Regions from separate parts of the Mus musculus genome. Here region 1 is linked to region 2. A link is a loop called in an ENCODE intact Hi-C map of the cell type or tissue named here. Cell type or tissue: left cerebral cortex. All regions are shown on one strand.

Region 1 (8,000 bases), 69 kb after region 2:
ACAGCAGTTCGGGGTAGGGACTGGGGCTTGTCTTGTCCAGCTACATTCTTTTCCCCCAAGTGTCCCTACCCAGCCAGGGACTGTGCCCCATCCTTTGGACACTGGCATAGACTATTCTCCACCATGGCCAGGGAGGCACAGGCTAGAAGTGTGGATGGCCCTGTAATTGTAGCCAGCTGGGGGAGGGGGTGGACTTGGCTATAAATACTCAGAAGGCTGCTAAGCGCCTGCAGCTGTGGCCCACAGGCTGTGGTGGGCTTTGGGGGTTGGGGGAAGTCAGGCATGGTCTAAATCTCTTTGCTGAGCCCAGCTCCTTGGCCTCAGGAGGAAGAAAGGCAGCAGCAAATTTTGTGGAACAGATAAAATCTGTTCTTAATTTAATGAGGGGCAGGCTTAAGATGGCAGAGTGGACAGCCCCCCTGGGAGGGTGATGACCACTCTTGGGAGGGAGGCATAGCCCTGACTCCATGAGCGTGGTAGATATGAACGTCCTACCCAGCGCTATGCTGGGAGGCAAGATTTATCACAGTTCCATCTCCTCACACAGCAAGGGTCAGCTGTGGAACTCTGGGAATCTGGAAACCTAAATCGCCAAGGATCTGAGCAAGGACAGTTTGGGGCTAGTTCTTGGGAGGATTAGAAGTTCCTGTGAGACTGCCGTCTGACCCTGTCAGCAGTCAAGTGATTCATACCAAAGGAAGTCCTCTGGACATCCCTACAGTCCTCCCTCCGGGAGCTGCAGATTTCCTGCCCTTCCCAAGAGGACTTACCTCAGACGCTCAGACCTCTCTCCCAGTGAACTTCCCCCAATACTGTCAGAAGTCAAAAACCATCTTTCCCTTCCTCATGTACAGATGGGGAAATGAGGCTCAGAAAGCCAAGGGACTTGTCCAGCCTTATGGGAAGCTAATGACAGCAGTGGAAGTAAAAATCAGGTCTCTTTAAGTTCCGAGGGACAGGGTAAAGCTGAGAAATGGCTTAATTACGGAGAGAAAATGGGGAGAGAGGAAACGATGACTCTCCTGTGCCTCTCCGACTGGAGCTGTAAGCTGGGTAGAGGCAAAGGCTGCAGGAGTGGAGCAGCCCTGGGAGCAGGGGAAGGGCTCAAGGCCAGAGGAAACTGGAGCTCCACTGAGTAGCAGCAGCTAGACTGGGCCCACTGGCTCTGCACCCTCCCCTTACCTTATACCCCAGCAGGTGTAGCTGGGGCAGGTGCCAGAAAGCAGTGGGCACAGGTGGCAGAGAACAGGGGGAAGGGAGCAGATGGCAGCTGCCCAGCCTGTCTCAGCACAGCCCATATCTCACTGGCTGGACAGTAGCTAGACTTTGACTGATGTGGCCTGCCTCCGAATTGTAAGGCCTGTGGGCCAAACGTACCTGTGTCCAAAATTCCATTTTCTCAGGGCCCAACTTATCAATGGAAACACTAGAATGCTTTGCAGGTGGGAGCAAGGGTCTAAGAGATAGTCCCCAGCACATGGCGTCACAGAAAATCCTGTGTACTTTCCCCTGTTTGTTCTGGTTACATGACACATCAAGTCTGGCACCCCTCCCGAACCCTAACCTGAAGGTGTGAGGACACCTGTGGCCATGTCCACACTACTCTCTCTCCCAGTAGCACACATCTCTCCCCTCCCTACCGGACCCATCCTGAGTGATCCTAACATGCAGCTCCTGCCTCTCCCCAGAGCCTTTAGCTGTGATGGCGACCTCTGAGGGACTGGGGATAAGCGCCTTTCCCCACTCCTTCCTGCACCTAGTGCTTGATTCTTGCTTGGCTGCAGAGATGGCGTTGGAGCCTCCTCACCGACCCTCACCTGGGCCCGAGTCACCTAACCCGCAGTAGGGCGCAGATATTTACTGGGCAGGGGACGGCCAGGGAACAGCAGGTTGGGAGGGAGAGCCTGTGGCAGCTCCCCCAAAGCAGCAGTACTCTGTACCTGTTCCCACTGGTGTTCACCCTCTTTTCAGGAGAAGAAGGGGCAGGAAGTGCAGAAGGGGCCAGCTGTGGAGATCGCAAAATTGGACAAACTGCTAAACCTCGTGAGGGAAGTAAAAACCAAAACCTGAGAGTCTGGCCCAGACCCTGCTCCGTGTTCTGAACCCAATACAAGCAAGGACGTGCCTCACCCTGACCAATCCCAGTATTTGCTTTTCTCATTCTGGCTCTTAAGGGCATGCCACCTTTCTCCATGGCCCTCAGCCTCCATTATACCCTCTTTGCACAAATAAAGGCCAGCTGGACACTCACCTCCTACCTTTATTTGTTTTCTGTTCTACCACACAGCCCCTAAAAAAAGAAATCTCGGGGCAAGCCATAGTTCCATTTATTACCCAACAAACAGTGGGAGGACCAGAGAAGGGGCCCAGCCTGGACACCCTCCCATTATTGCCATGGGGTTCCCGTTTGCTCCCCAACCTAGGGAGCCCAGATGTGCTGAGCCTAGGGAAGGCATGGACTCAGCCCTTGGCCCTTGGGATGGAGCAGAGTCCAGATGGCCCTGGCCCTAGCACCAACTCCTAACCCCCCCTCCAGGCCTTTCTCTCTAGGGCCACTCAGGCCTCTCTTGGAGCCAGGCTGGCTACAATCTAGGCTGCTGGGTCCAGTGTCAAATCGACTGGACCCCAGGCCGACTGACTTCTTGGATCCGATTCCACGCTCTGACTCAGGTATACTCAGGTCCAGGACTCCAGGCTAGGCCAGAGCCCTTCAGGGCTGCAGCAGGTAGCTGCCTTCATGGCTGGGCTTCTGGGGTGGTGGCGCCTTCTCAGGACAGGGGCCAGGGCTGGAGTTGGGACTGGATTCCGAGAGAGAATCGACGTCAGCAGATCGAGAATGGCAGGCCCAGCAGAGAATGACCCAGAGCAGTAGCAGCAAGAAGCCTACGAGGCCATTGCAGACGATGGCGATGAGAGCCCCTTGGGAGATGGCTGCCCCCATGACAGACAGCACCCTCAGGCCAGCGCAGACAGTGGAGCTGCCTCAGCGGCAAGGCCCATGCCGAGGCACAACTCTGGGGTGGCCAACCATCCAAGGTGGCTGTCCTGTCCACACACAGCGACTTCTTGGCAGGGAAGATGCCCACCTGCAGTCCTGGGCCTGAGGAAGTACAGAGGAAAGTAGACGGAGGTGAGGAGGAAGAAGTGGGCTGAAGCCTAGGGGGACAGCTTCCATCTTTGGCCTCAGGCAGAGAGCAGTGAGTCCCAGCAGTCTCAGGTACCCCACAAAGCCAGCACCTCCGCCCTCAGGCCTGGCTCTGAGCCCCTGGGTGCTGTGGTGCAGCCAGAGTGGGGAAGCTATAGTAGGCAGGCAGCCTCTTTCTCATTCTCCTCGGAACTGGTGGGTACAGCCTAGCCCTGCCCACCATGCTTCTAGCCCTTCAGATGTGCTGTTGGTGGGCGGGACTGAGGTGGCTTAAGGCCCAGGAGGAAGATTATGACCATGATTGTAGTGGCTAGGGCATCCTCTCCTTTCTGAGGGCTGCAGTCAGCCAGTCCAGGAGACCTGCAGAGGTGCCAGCTCACACAGAGGGAACTTTGTGGAGGCTCTGGCAGGAACGTGTGGGTTCTGTATACCCAAGGCTGTGTGCCTAGGTGTACCTTTCCCTGGGACTTTGCCTCTCTGGATCAGGTGTGTGTCTGAACGTACATCTTCCTGTCCCTCTGTCTCTCGCTGGATCTGCATCCTTGCCTCTGCAAACACACCTCTTTGAAGGTGTGTGGCTGCCTGTCTCTCTGTGTCCCTATCTCTGAGTGTCTTGAGTCTCATTTCTCTACCAGTCTCTCTGTGTATCACTGTCTCTTTTCACGACTGCATGTCCCTTTGCCCTCGGGGACAGGTCTCCATGGGGTCGGTATCGGTGGTTCTGTGCGTCTTGCATGTGTCTCTGCCTTTGTGTCTATCTCTCCTCCAAGCTGTGTGTCTCTCTGTCTCTGTGTGGGTCACTGCCTCTTTATACTCGTCCAAGATCTCTGTTTTTCGACCCTCTGCCCGTAGGGGAGCCCCCCTTACCTGAGTTGAGCCCGGTGCGCGCCCGCGAGAGGGTCCGGGACAACGGGATGCTCAGCGCCGACTGAGGCTCCAGAGCCTGCGGGCGGGGGGCGGCGAGAGGCGGGCAGGGGCGACGTCCACTCCCCGGGCCCTCCCCCTGGGCCGCGCAGCCTCCGCCGGCCGCTCCCGCCGGGGCGCGACCGGGCCGGCCTCTGCCGCGGGCGGTCTGCGGAGAGCGGGCACCTCCTCCCCCTGGGGCGGCGCCTCCTCCGCGGCCGGGGCCGCTAGCTCGCTCGCTCGCTCGCTCTCTCGCTCGGCAGCACTCGGGCGGCGGCGGCAGGAGCGTCGAGGAGTTCGGCTGGGCTCGGCTGCGTTCGGCTGGGCTCGGCTACGGCGGGAGGGAGTCGGCTGAGCTCGGCTGAGCTCGGCGGGCAGCAAAAAACAGCGGAGAGCCCCGCCTCGTGAGTGGCCAGCGGCCTGCGGCCCTTTGGGGGAGGAGCCATCTCTGTGCCGCTGCCGCCGTTCAATTGGCTGTCCGGGCCAAGTTCCCGCGCCATTGGTTGTGCTCTGGGGTGGGACACGACCATCCTGGTGCAGGAGAGAAGGAGGGAGGGGCTTGGGAAGGGTGAGAGGAGGGGTATATAGGGGCCACTTTGTTTTGATCCATCCCTTGAAAAGGTGAAGGGTCAGCCCACCTTTTTGCAGGGATTTCTTGCATCTTCCACACCTGGAATGCACCCCCACATGTGAAGCGTCCACCCCTCCATATCTGAGAGAAGTCTGTTTCTATTATCTGAGAAAGTCCATGTGCCTCCACACCTGACCCTCCTCACCTATCATCTTTCTACATATCCCTCTCCCAGTAGAGTGTAGAGTACCTCATGTCCACTTTACAGCGCCTGTAGATTGCCCCTAGTCCTAATAACAGTGTGATCTCTGGGAATTCATGACCTTTGTTGCGTTTTACTGATTTCTCACCCAGTGTTGGTCACAGGGTTGTGCATGGCTTGCTGGAGGGAACTTGAGACACCTGAAGAATGGCCCAGCTCTGGCTGAACTAGATCCAGACGGCATGGATGGCCTGACTCTCCATCCTAACAGTTCTGAGACCAAGGTAGCTTGGACAGGAGCAGTCAAGTAGGCCTTCCCCTCTCAGACCCTTAAGTAGCAGGGCTCACACATGCAAGGAGCTACATTTCTGGCCCTTTAGTGATTCTTAAGTGTACTTGTGTGTGGCTTCTATCACATATTGTCCATGGACAGTCAGAGACCCATGGCCCCACATCCAGCCTTAACTTCCCTCAGAATACTATACTCACAGCAAAATGCATACTGGAGTCACAGTGGTGTTGGTTCCTGGTTCCACTTTCTAACTCTCTTAAACGAAGCTTTCTTCTCAATAAAACTGTCATAGTAATAGCTACTTCTTAGGTTCTCACTAATTCATTTATACCATACCAACCACATCTCAGCAAATGTCAGCTGACAAGCCAAGACCAGGTGGCTAAGGGGCAGGGCTCCTCCTTCCAAGAAAAGGAGAAAGGGGAGTGTAAAGCCATCTCAAGGGCTGAATCATCTGAAGCTGCTGTGTTAGAGGCTGTCTAAAATAAACTACGGACCCCGTGGAGTTTGTCAGGATGGATTAATTTTAGTTCCCCCCTGTTACCCAGCAGGGTGGGGGTATTGTGAGAGGGATCAGATCAGTTATAGGAAAGAGAGAGACATATGGTCGCACATCTGAGTATAATGCCAGTGAATTTGTGACCTAGCCGCAGGGGTTCAGATTTCATCCTGGAAACAGTGGGGAGTCACTGAAGAATTTTGAGCATCATCGGAGTGATGTGATCATAGCCAGAAATTAGAAGGATGATTTGGGCCATTGGGTGGAAAGGAGTTTTAAAAGCATTTGAGAGTGAAAGATACTCCTACCTTTCACAATGATGAGGGAGTAAAAATACATCCTTGACAGAGCAGAAACACACTGGGGTATTGAGGTACATCAGTAGGCAGAACTCAGAAGGCAGGGCAAGTAAGAAGAGGACATTCTGGGGTAACTGGTTACCAGCTGCAGCACTGTGAGGCAATGCCCCGTGATAAAGAGCCCAGAAGAGGGGATGCTGAGATGCTTCAACCATGATAACCACTTGTCACCACGTCTGATGACCTGAGTTCAATCCCTGGAATCATGATGGTGGAAGGAAGGCAAGACACAACTCCACCAAGCTGTTCCCTGTCCTCCACGCTACACCCTGTAGCACACAGCTGTCCCCACTAGACAAATATAATTTAAACATAAGTTTCAGCAAAGAACTAAGGCCGTAATGTTTGGAGATGTCAAATTTGAGGTAGAATGCTTTAGTAGAGCTGTTTAGCAGACACGGACAAGCAGCTCCAAGGTTCAGGAATGAGGTCCGGTTCCGATTAGTTTTTGCAACAGGGTGAGAGTTAAGTCGGAAAAGTAGGTGAGCTCTCTTAAGGAGTCAGAACTGGCCGAAACATTAGAGCTGCCACACGCCCTGGTCGCCCCACTCTCATATGGTCCACAATCTTCGCCTGGTCCACATGGTGAAAAGAAGACTTCAAACAATTCCAGACATTAAAATCTTATTGTCTAGGACCTAGACTCCAGGTGGTCATGGACAGACTGGTGGAGCGGCCCCTGCTGTCGCTGCCACTTCTTTTAGGATACAGTCTGAGATTCCTCTCAGAAAGTACTCAGATGTGTTTAACTTTGGACGACTCAACAAGTGCTCGAGCCACGGGAGCCAAACGGTTAGCAGGACCCACATGAGAACACCATGGAGTGGGATGCAGGACTTCCAGAAGCCCAGCGCAGGAGCAGCAGAATGGCGAGTAGTCAATATTATCTGCCCGTTGTCTGCCAGACAAAGCCTCACAAACTGCTAGAGTTTAGATCTAGAATGTGTCCCAAAGGGCTGGGTCCCCAGTTTGGCATTGTTAAGAGGTGGTAGGAACTTCAAGAAGCAGGGCCCAGTGGGGAGTGTTGGGCCACTGTGGGGGGGTGCTGCTGGAAGGGGCTGGAGGGCTTAAATCTCTTCTTCTGTTTTTTCTTGTCTGGCAGAAGCAAGCTGGCTTTCCTCTCTTCCTGTCTTGAAGTGCTACCTTGCCACAAGTCAGGAAGTCATGACACCAAAAAAGCTGTGAGCTAAAATAAACCTTTTTACTTTAAAAGTTTTTATTACACTTATGAATGTATGTATGATGTATGTATGTATGTATGTATGTATGTACATGTTCAGGTGTTGAGGTTAAAAGACAACTTTCAGGAGTTGGTTCTCATGGTCCATAGCTGGGTGCTCGAGATGGAAGTCAGATCATCAGGCATGGTAGCAAAAACATTTGCTACCCACTGAGCCATCTTGCCAGCCCCTTTTTCCCTCTCCTATTTAAAAGTTGGGTATTGGCAGGGCATGGGGCTCAGGGCTTTAATCCTAGCACTTGGGAGGCAGAGGCAGAGGCAGGCAGATCTCTATGAGTTCAAGGCTAGTCTGGTCTATAGAGTGAATTCCAAGACAGCCAGAGATACATAATGAGACCCCGTCTCAAGAGACAATTAAGAAAATAGATAAACAAATAAATGTTAAATATCTCAAGTGTTACAGCAACGGGAAGCTCACCTTCTTAGTTACTTCCTGTTGGGATGATAAAGTACCCTGCCAAAGGCAACTCAAAGCTAGAATCTTTTGTTTGTTGTTGTCTTTCAAGACAGAGTTTCTGCCGGGCGCGTGGGGGCACAGGCCTTTAATCCCAGCACTTGGGAGGCAGAGGCAGGCAGATTTCTGAGTTCGAGGCCAGCCTGGTCTACACATGCTTTTAGTCCCAGGGTTATACAGAGAAACCCTGTCTCAACCCCCCCCCCCACCACCAAAAAAAAAGACAGAGTTTCTCTTTGTGTAGCCCTGACTGTCCTGGAACTTGCTCTGTAGACCAGGCTGGCCTCAAGCTCACAGAGATGGGCTTGCCTCTGCCTCCTGAGCACTGGGACTAA
Region 2 (8,000 bases):
AAGTAAACTTTGACTGAACCGTGTGCTCCAGCAGGTCAGGGCCCCATCTGAACTTACGTTGCTAACAGCTGTGCTTCTGGTATCTTGTGTAGTATCTGGGACAGAGTAGATGCTAAGTATTTGGTAAGTCAATGCTCTGAGTCAATATATCAGGCTTCATGCTATTCTTTGGAAGGGAGAATTGGGAACTATAGTTTAAATGGTGAATGAATAGAGACTTCCTAGAGGTCTCCATAAATAATAGCAAGAAGTAGAAGAGATCGCAGGTGAATCTGAGCCTGAGTCCCTAGTTTTGATGGTCTTTCCCCAAACACGCCTACAGAGCCATTCTGCCTTCTACCTCTGTGGTGTGCATCTTGATTCCTTATGACCCGCATGAATGCCCTTGTGGAAATGCTACACTAGATTCATCCTGTTCTCAACAGAATAAAGAACACTTAAGGAGTTTGGGGTTGGGGAGTGGGCGTGTCTCTAGACTCCAATATGGGAACAGAGTCAAGAAACAGCGTACTGTCTTTGACCCCCCAAGTGTGAGAGACTATATTGTTATTTCTTTAAGATTTCTTTAAGATTCCCTCGGCCTTGGCACAGCATTCTCTTGCAGATTGCTTTAGCCTTCAGAAAGGGGCAGTTACAGCTATTCTAATAAGCATCTTCTCACCACAAACGTCTCTAAACAGCCCCAGAGTCTTCTACCCAGGGTTAAGAAAGAATACCAGAAAATAACAGAACCAAAAACAACTGCACAATCCTGATGGCTTGATTCTTTCTTCTCTGCCCTTGGATAGCTATTATCTTGGAATCCTCAGATAAGAAACAAGAACTACCTCCTCTCCTAGACTTACTAGGACCTCCACCCCTTTCATCCACCCACCCACACAGGATCAGCTTAGAACTGGAAGGGCATCCTAGTTTGAAAACAAGGTTAGCTGGGTAGGGAGCCTACTAAGTTCTAACTCAGCCCAAGGGCCTTCTTTACATCCACAGAACCAACTGTTCCCTGGAGATTTTCCGGTTCCCAAAGAATCCGGCAGTGACATCAAGGTAGGGAAAAGTCCTGCAGCATCTCTCAGTTTAACACTGTACAAAGCCCATCTGTTTCAGCGTCACAAACCGTAGAAGACACTTGTCTCCAGCTGCACGGCAATTGATTATCCAGCAAACGGAGATTGTCATACTTCCCACTGTGGTTCACCTTGGCTACTGTAACAGGCGGGTTCCTTACCTAGGAAACCACAAAGCCTACCTGTCAGTTTGGGAGCCGAAGGCCCAAGGGAAGAAGCTATTCTGGGCCACCCTGACTAACACAGAGGGAAGAGACGTGGGGAGCCCTCAAGCTTCAGGAGTTGGAGAGCACAGGTTGGCTCCAGCAGAGAGCAAGGCATCCATTACCTATTGGTTCCTGGCCTATCACGCCTCGTTTTAGATCTTACTAGCACAGGCCCCAAGGTGGGTTAAGCAATGAACATGGCCTCTACATTCTTTCCTCTCTATTCTCTAGGCCAGCTGGCTAGGCCTCTGACTTTCCTACCCATATGCTGACAGCAATGACAGTCAGGTAGCCTCAGGGCAATGGCCAGGAGGCACCTTCTTCTTTAGGCCATGCCTCCATAAACTGGCATCGCCCTCCCCCTTCCATCCCCTCGGCGCCGGCATCGATGACATCATTCCTGCCTGACTCCAGGACCACGGACCGGAGGCAGGATCCCCGCCCAGCAAAGACTCCAAACACGTAGGCCTAAGATGATAGGGGCTCTTCCGAATTCCGAACCGGTCGGCACGGCCCACTTCAGCACAGCTCCACCTCTTATCCTGGAGATACCTTCCCATGGACACCCTTGAGTCTCCATCTCGCCACCGCAAACTCTTCCCCTTCCCGATGCCCCCAGATCGAAATGGGGCTCCTCTCTCGAGAGGAAGGAAATTCCCAGGTTCTGCAATGAACCTCTGCCCCCATCAAGGCCTGGTTCCTGCTCAGCTTTGCTATATTTATCTAAAGGACCGGCGGGCAGGCCTCTCCTTTTCTAAAGGCCTATTTCCTTTCCTCCTTAGACTGATCTGCTGGCCTCCTCCCTCGCCCTGAGCATCACAGGCCTCGGGGAGCTAAACGCCTTTCTCATCCGACCCCCCGGGCTTGCTGCCAAAGATGCTCTGTGACATCCTCCTAAATTGCCCTCCACTAGAGGTGTGCACTAGAGTGCCTCCCTTGGTCCTATCCGACGGCGTTCTGCATCTGCTGACCGTGCCCTCCGCCCTTTCAGGTCCTTCGCTCGCACCGCTGGTAATCTCCCACGGTTTTCTCGCTCTGCAAATCTCCCTCCCCCGGCAAAGCGTTTTCAGGACTCCCTCTACCTTATCAGATGGCGCCCCCTCGCACAATCCCCACGGCCTAGTTCCTTCCCTCCCCTCCAGCGGCGCCCCTCCCGGCCCTGGCCTCTCCGCCGCCCGCCCCCTCACCAGCGGCTGCATCTCCGAGTGCGCGGTGGGCACCTGGAACCGGTCGATCTCCTCCATCATGGTGCCGGCGGGCGAGCGGGCCAGGGGCCGGGCGCGGCCAGGGACGCCGATGGGACCGCGCGGGGCGGCGGCCCCAGAAGCCCGGCAGATTATGCAGACTAGGCCGCCCTGGACCGGTCGGGCGGATAGGCGGATGGAAGGATGGATAGGCGGCGAGAGGCTCGCGGGATGACTGAGACCGGCGTAGCTCCGTGGGGTTGCCTAGAGCTACCGCGGCAGTAGCCCCGCGGAGCCGCAGGTCTTGCCTCGCCTCCTCCTCCGCCGCCGCCTCCTGTCAGCAGCTCAGCCACTGCGGTGACTCTGCAACTCCACTTCCGGGTCCGGGACACCGCCCGGATCCTGCATTATTCATGAGAAGGCGGTGTCTGGGTGCCCCAGCCCTTCCCACTTGCGGGAGCTCCTTGCGCGGAGGGCGGACTTATCTTTCTCTGCGGAGGCGGGGCTTAGCGGGGCCAGAGGATCCCTGCGCGCCCAAGTTCCGCCTCCTCCCCGTGTCCGGAGGGGGCGCTAGGTGCGCCTGCGCACCCGGTGCCTGTCGGTTGCTGGGTAACCGCGTCAGGGAGGAGCTGATGCTGTTCTACAAGGGCGCGAGGACCCACAACGTCAGCTGTCCCCGAAGAACCCTGGTGACTGGGAATTGAAGTGGAAGAGAGTCTGCACTTCCTGTGTGTGGTCAAGAAGGAGAAACTACTCCCCAGGAGAGGAAGCGTTTTGTAGGTTTTTCAGGGTGTGAGGTGCTTTCTATTCTTGCGGCAATGCCCTCGAAACAGATTCGTAAGCAGGTAATGTCTTACTGTGGCCTGCTGTCTTCTGAAGACCTCTGACCTTAACCGCCAGTTATTTCCTGTTGACCTCCAACCTCTCTTTCTTGTGACTCCTGGTTTGTGTTCCCACTGACCTGATTCTCCTGTTCTTTCTCACAAATCCTGCCCTCCTCTCCCAAATTTTCCTGAACCCACAGTCATTTTACTTTTAACCGAATCTGGTTTTTTCTTATTACTTCCATCTCTTCACAGACCCATCTTGTCTTGTCTTCGCCCTTAATCTCCCAACACTCCACTGAGTCCCTTCCTCATTCCCCTCTCATTCTTGTCCCAGTGGATTTTTTTATTCAACACTGCAGCATGGTCACTGCAGAGCTAAGTAAGTGGGGACATTTGCCATGTGGGAACTCAGAGAGGGGGCATGAGAACTGCACAGGAGACACGGAATAGAACAGATCGTGTGCAGGAATTTGGAGCAAGAAGTCAGAGAGGAAGAAAAAAAGACCCTTTTTCTAACCATGTTCCCTGCCCTCCAACACAAGTTTCCTTCTTATAAGACCCTCATTCACTTAGCCTTGTGAACGTTATGTTTCTGTCACCTGGCAATATGTTATCCCTTCTCACAGGAGAGTTGAATTACTCCCCAAATCACCACACATGATAAGCTAGTCTCAGGTTCTCAAGGAGCATTCTGCGATATAAAAGAATGACTCTTTCTGTCCTATAGAAATTGCTTTTATTTCCTAACGTCTAGCAGAGCATCTACTTTAAAAACAAACAAACAAACAAACAAACAAACAAAATGCTTTTCTATACTTAAGCCTAGGTATATTGAGGTTTGGAGAGCAAATCTGTGCCCATGATATCTAAGACTTCACATATTTTGGTAGAGGTTCTTGTATATCAACTTTGTGCCTTCTGCTTCTTTGACACGTGTCATCTACAGCTGAAGAACCGATCAGTCTTAGAGCTCTGTAGGCATTGAGAGGCTGTCTCTCCTTGTATTTATTGGTCATGCCCTGGTTTTATGTTGAGGCGGAATTGTGATTTGAAACTCTTGTTCTGTGCTCAAGGCAGCAGACCCTTAATTTATAGGCAGTTTGTTTTAAGTTGACATTACCAAGGTCAAGCTAGTTAGATATAATAAAACAGACCCTTTTGTATGCTTCAGGTTTTGATAGAATTGTTATGCGAATACAATGAAAACATAGAATATGTCCTCAATTACAAGAAATTCCCTGTGCCTTAGTCCAGTTGAGGTCTCCCTCCCTCCTGCCCCCTCAGCACTGGTCTGCTTTCTCTCACCACAGATGATTTGCTTTCCTGGCAGGTTATAGTTTAAACAGAATGAGTTTCTCCAGTCTCCTCAGGCGAAACACCAGTGACAGCTACATTGAAAGCAGAAAGAGGTGACAACAGAGAGGAAGGCGAGAAAACCTAGGCCAATGGGCCCGGCACATCTGCTGGAGGGAAGGGGTATTTTAGTACAATATAAATACTAGTGTGTTGTAAGGAAAGGCTAGGTTGTGCTTATCATGGTCTTGTCTCCCTGAGATTCAATTTAGATCAATACTAAGCACTAAAGTGTGGGATAAGCGGGGCATGCTTGCGACATTGTCTCTGTCTTCCTTTATAACAGAGCAGAAGTGTGAAGGCCTTACTCCTGGGGCTGAAGGGCAGAAAGGCATGCATGTGGGGGCAGTAGAGAGGCGTCGGAGAGGAAGGAGGACAGTGGGACTTAGAAGCTCATCCTGGTAAGGAAAGGAAAGGAAAGGAAAGGAAAGGAAAGGAAAGGAAAGGAAAGGAAAGGAAAGGAAAGGAAAGGAAAGGAAAGGAAAGGAAAGGTCAGGATTGGGACAGGACGGTGAGAAGCTTAAACTATTTGCTCCTGTCACTCTGATGAACAGATCTTTTAGTGCTTTTGAAGTTCTCTCTTCTCTCTCTGCCTGTCTCTGTCTCTCTCTCTCTCTGTCTCTCTGTCTCTGTCTCTGTCTCTGTCTCTCTCTCTCTCTCTCTCTCTCTCTGTGTGTGTGTGTGTGTGTGTGTGTGTGTGTGTGTGTGAGAGAGAGAGAGAGAGAGAGAGAGAGAGAGAGAGGAGGTGGCTGCTGAGACCAGAGGCATCAGATACTTCTGGAGCTAGAATTATAGATGGTAGTTAGCCACCCAAAGTAGACCCTGGGGATCAAACTCCGGTCTCCTGCAAGAGCAGTGTGTGCTCTTAATGGCCAAATCACCTCCCCAGATCTGCTATGTATGCTATGTAATATTTTCTTGTGCCCTCAAAGTCTCAAAAGTCTAACTGGGTTCATAGGGCCCAGATGTCCCTGAATGGCCCTGTCATCACTACCCAGTCTACTTCAGGCCTTTCCATTAACTTTGTGAAAACTCTCCCACCAGCACTCTGACATGCTCTCTCCCTCTAGAGAGATATCCACAACAGCTTTCTGCTCTAGGCCCTGAAAATGCTCCTGCTTCGTGGCCTTTCCTGTCTACCCCCATCTGCTTCACCTTACCCTGCCCTAAATTTCCTTTTTCTTTCTTGTGTGTCTGTTGAGTTTCAACATAGCATTCATATTTTCCTATAAAAGACTAAGCCCACTTTCTGAAAACAGAACAGGGTGACATGCCTGCCACTGCGTAAACTTTGTTGTAGCAATGATCAAATCTGGATTCTTGTTCATTGTTGATCTCTGTAACTTGGATAAAACCTTGCATATATTTAATTATGAAAAGGAGTTGGTTGAATATTAATCTGAATGCATGATCTTTGGGAGTTTTCATCTGAGTGTGTTTGTTGGGTAGGCAGGAGAATGTGCCTGGGATGGGAGTCATAGCAGGGAGCTTAGTGGGGCCTGGCAAAAAGGAGATGCGTGTGTAACATGTTCTTCTGGGTTTGTCTCTGTGTGGCTGCTCTCACTGCAGGGCTCTGTGCATCTGTGGCTTAGGAGACTAAGAGGTCACCAGATCCTCCTGAGGTAGCCTCTCCAGCTTATGCAGTAACTGCAGATGGACTGTCTACTCTGTGCCAGGTGCTGCCCTAGGCACTGGTGACACAGAAAGAAGTGACACAAATTAAATCCTTGCTCTCAGGGACCTTATCTTCCACGTGAAGGTAACTTGTCAAGAGAGGACTAAGTAAGTCAAGTGCATGGTGCATTAGGAGATAGTAGGTGCCAGAGGAAAGACAAACCAGGGTGATGTCGTTGGGCATTTAGTGGGCCAAGTGATTATAAATTAAATAAGAAACTCAGAAAGAGCCTCACAGAGGTGAGAACAGAGCAAGGGATTTCAGGAAAGGCAGGAGGTTGGCTGGGATGGGGGGAGGAGGGAGGAGGGAGGGAGACCCTCCAGAAGGATGGCATATCAAGTGTAAACTCCCGAGGCTGGGGCCCACTCCTTGTGTTCTGGATTGGCAAGGAAGGGAGACAAGTAGTAGGCAATAAGGTCGGGGAGGTGCCTCTGGCCTGTCTTGCCTTTACCACCCCCCCCCCAAGAGTTAATCAAATAACTCACACCACATTAAATCGGTCATGATGAAAACTCCATGAATCATAATTTGTAATTAAAATGCATGACTGCCAGGCACCATAAACCATGACCAGCTCCAAACATCACTGGTAAGTGCCCCAGTAACAAAGCGTCCTTCCTAAAAACGGTGAGCATGCCAGCTAACTGTGTGTTATGTGCAGGGGCTTTGCAGCGTTGCCAAACATTGCCTGGCAGCCAGACTTCTTAGTAGAAAACCAAATTAGAGTCTTCTGTGAACTCCAGTTAAGAGCTAATTTTAGTTTATGACTAACAAATTTTAGTACCCTTTATAACTCAGTTGGTTATCATTAAAAGGGAGGGAAAAAAAGTCTGTGATTTTTGCACCATTTGCTTATAAAAGCCCAAGAAAAGGGACTTCAACTTTGTGCCCTTACAAGAAACCCTCCTGGGGTGACACTCTCAGAGATAGTGATCTAGATGAAAGGTGACCAGGCAGGGGGGAAGGCAAGAAGAGAGCATTAGGTAACCAAGAATCCTCTTCTTAGGCTTTTCACCTCATCCCTGTAAATCTCTCTCAATTAAACCACTCCCACTCCCAAGCCCAGTCTATGAACCTACTCTACCCAATACGCTGCAAAAGCCTTGTAAGCACTCATCCCCACCTGCCCACACCCTTGCGAAGTCATTCTCTACAGAGCATCCACAAAACAAAACAAAACAAAACAAAAATCAAAAAACCATTTTTCCCCTCATCAAGCATTAGCACACAGCAAAACCTTGCTTTAAAAAACAAAAATCTGGGCCAATGAGATGTGAGAAAGGAGCTTGCTATCAAGTCCAAAGACTTGAATTCTACCATGAGAACCCACATGGTAGGAGAAACCAATTTCCAGAGGTTGTCCTCTGACCTCCTGAGCATGTAGTGGCCATAAACATGAGTGCATACATGCACACACACACACACACACACACACACACACACACACTTGCACGAGAGCACACACACAAGTACATGAATAAATAAATGTAATTTGAAACAACAACAACAAAAAAAAAACCCAAATCTTTCAAAGTGCCAGTCTAATGAGGCTGTCCCCCATCAGAAGTCTTCAGTGGCTCCCACTGTTTTTTGTTTTGTTTTGTTGCTTTTTGTTTTTTGTTTTTGTTTTTGTTTTTTTGCTCTCACTGTTTTTTAAAGCCTGCTTTTTTAAAGTCTTCAAGTCTTCACTC

What was found. Hi-C counts contacts between places; a loop is a spot of excess contacts. Peaks named below come from ENCODE experiments on the same cell type or tissue, not always from the same donor. Only the 100,000 strongest peaks of a DNase experiment are listed, where the experiment ranks them.
Region 1: a loop joins it to region 2, with 6 times the contacts of the local background. A loop is called at or near these places in 15 of 42 quality-filtered maps.

What each region holds. Positions count from the first base shown.
Region 1 is chr4:41,635,902-41,643,901 of GRCm38, forward strand. It overlaps Dnaic1 (dynein, axonemal, intermediate chain 1), which reads left to right. Exons shown (of 20, transcript NM_175138.4): 20 at 1,972-2,257. The coding sequence ends at 2,070. Enho (energy homeostasis associated) reads right to left here and starts at 4,401. Exons shown (of 2, transcript NM_027147.1): 1 at 4,013-4,401; 2 at 2,243-3,100. The coding sequence starts at 2,941. The coding sequence ends at 2,711. Gm12405 (a long non-coding RNA gene) reads left to right here and starts at 7,074. Exons shown (of 4, transcript XR_001784269.1): 1 at 7,074-7,152. In left cerebral cortex, no CTCF peak of the experiment used is centred here; DNase peaks (open chromatin) are centred at 3,461, 3,782 and 4,446; H3K4me3 peaks cover 1,955 bases; H3K27ac peaks cover 1,852 bases.
Region 2 is chr4:41,566,720-41,574,719 of GRCm38, forward strand. It overlaps Fam219a (family with sequence similarity 219, member A), which reads right to left and starts at 2,819. Exons shown (of 6, transcript NM_001159583.2): 1 at 2,458-2,819. The coding sequence starts at 2,517. Dnaic1 (dynein, axonemal, intermediate chain 1) reads left to right here and starts at 3,075. Exons shown (of 20, transcript NM_175138.4): 1 at 3,075-3,299. The coding sequence starts at 3,273. In left cerebral cortex, CTCF peaks have their summits at 3,019 and 4,955; DNase peaks (open chromatin) are centred at 1,710, 2,368, 2,926 and 6,980; H3K4me3 peaks cover 2,813 bases; H3K27ac peaks cover 1,975 bases.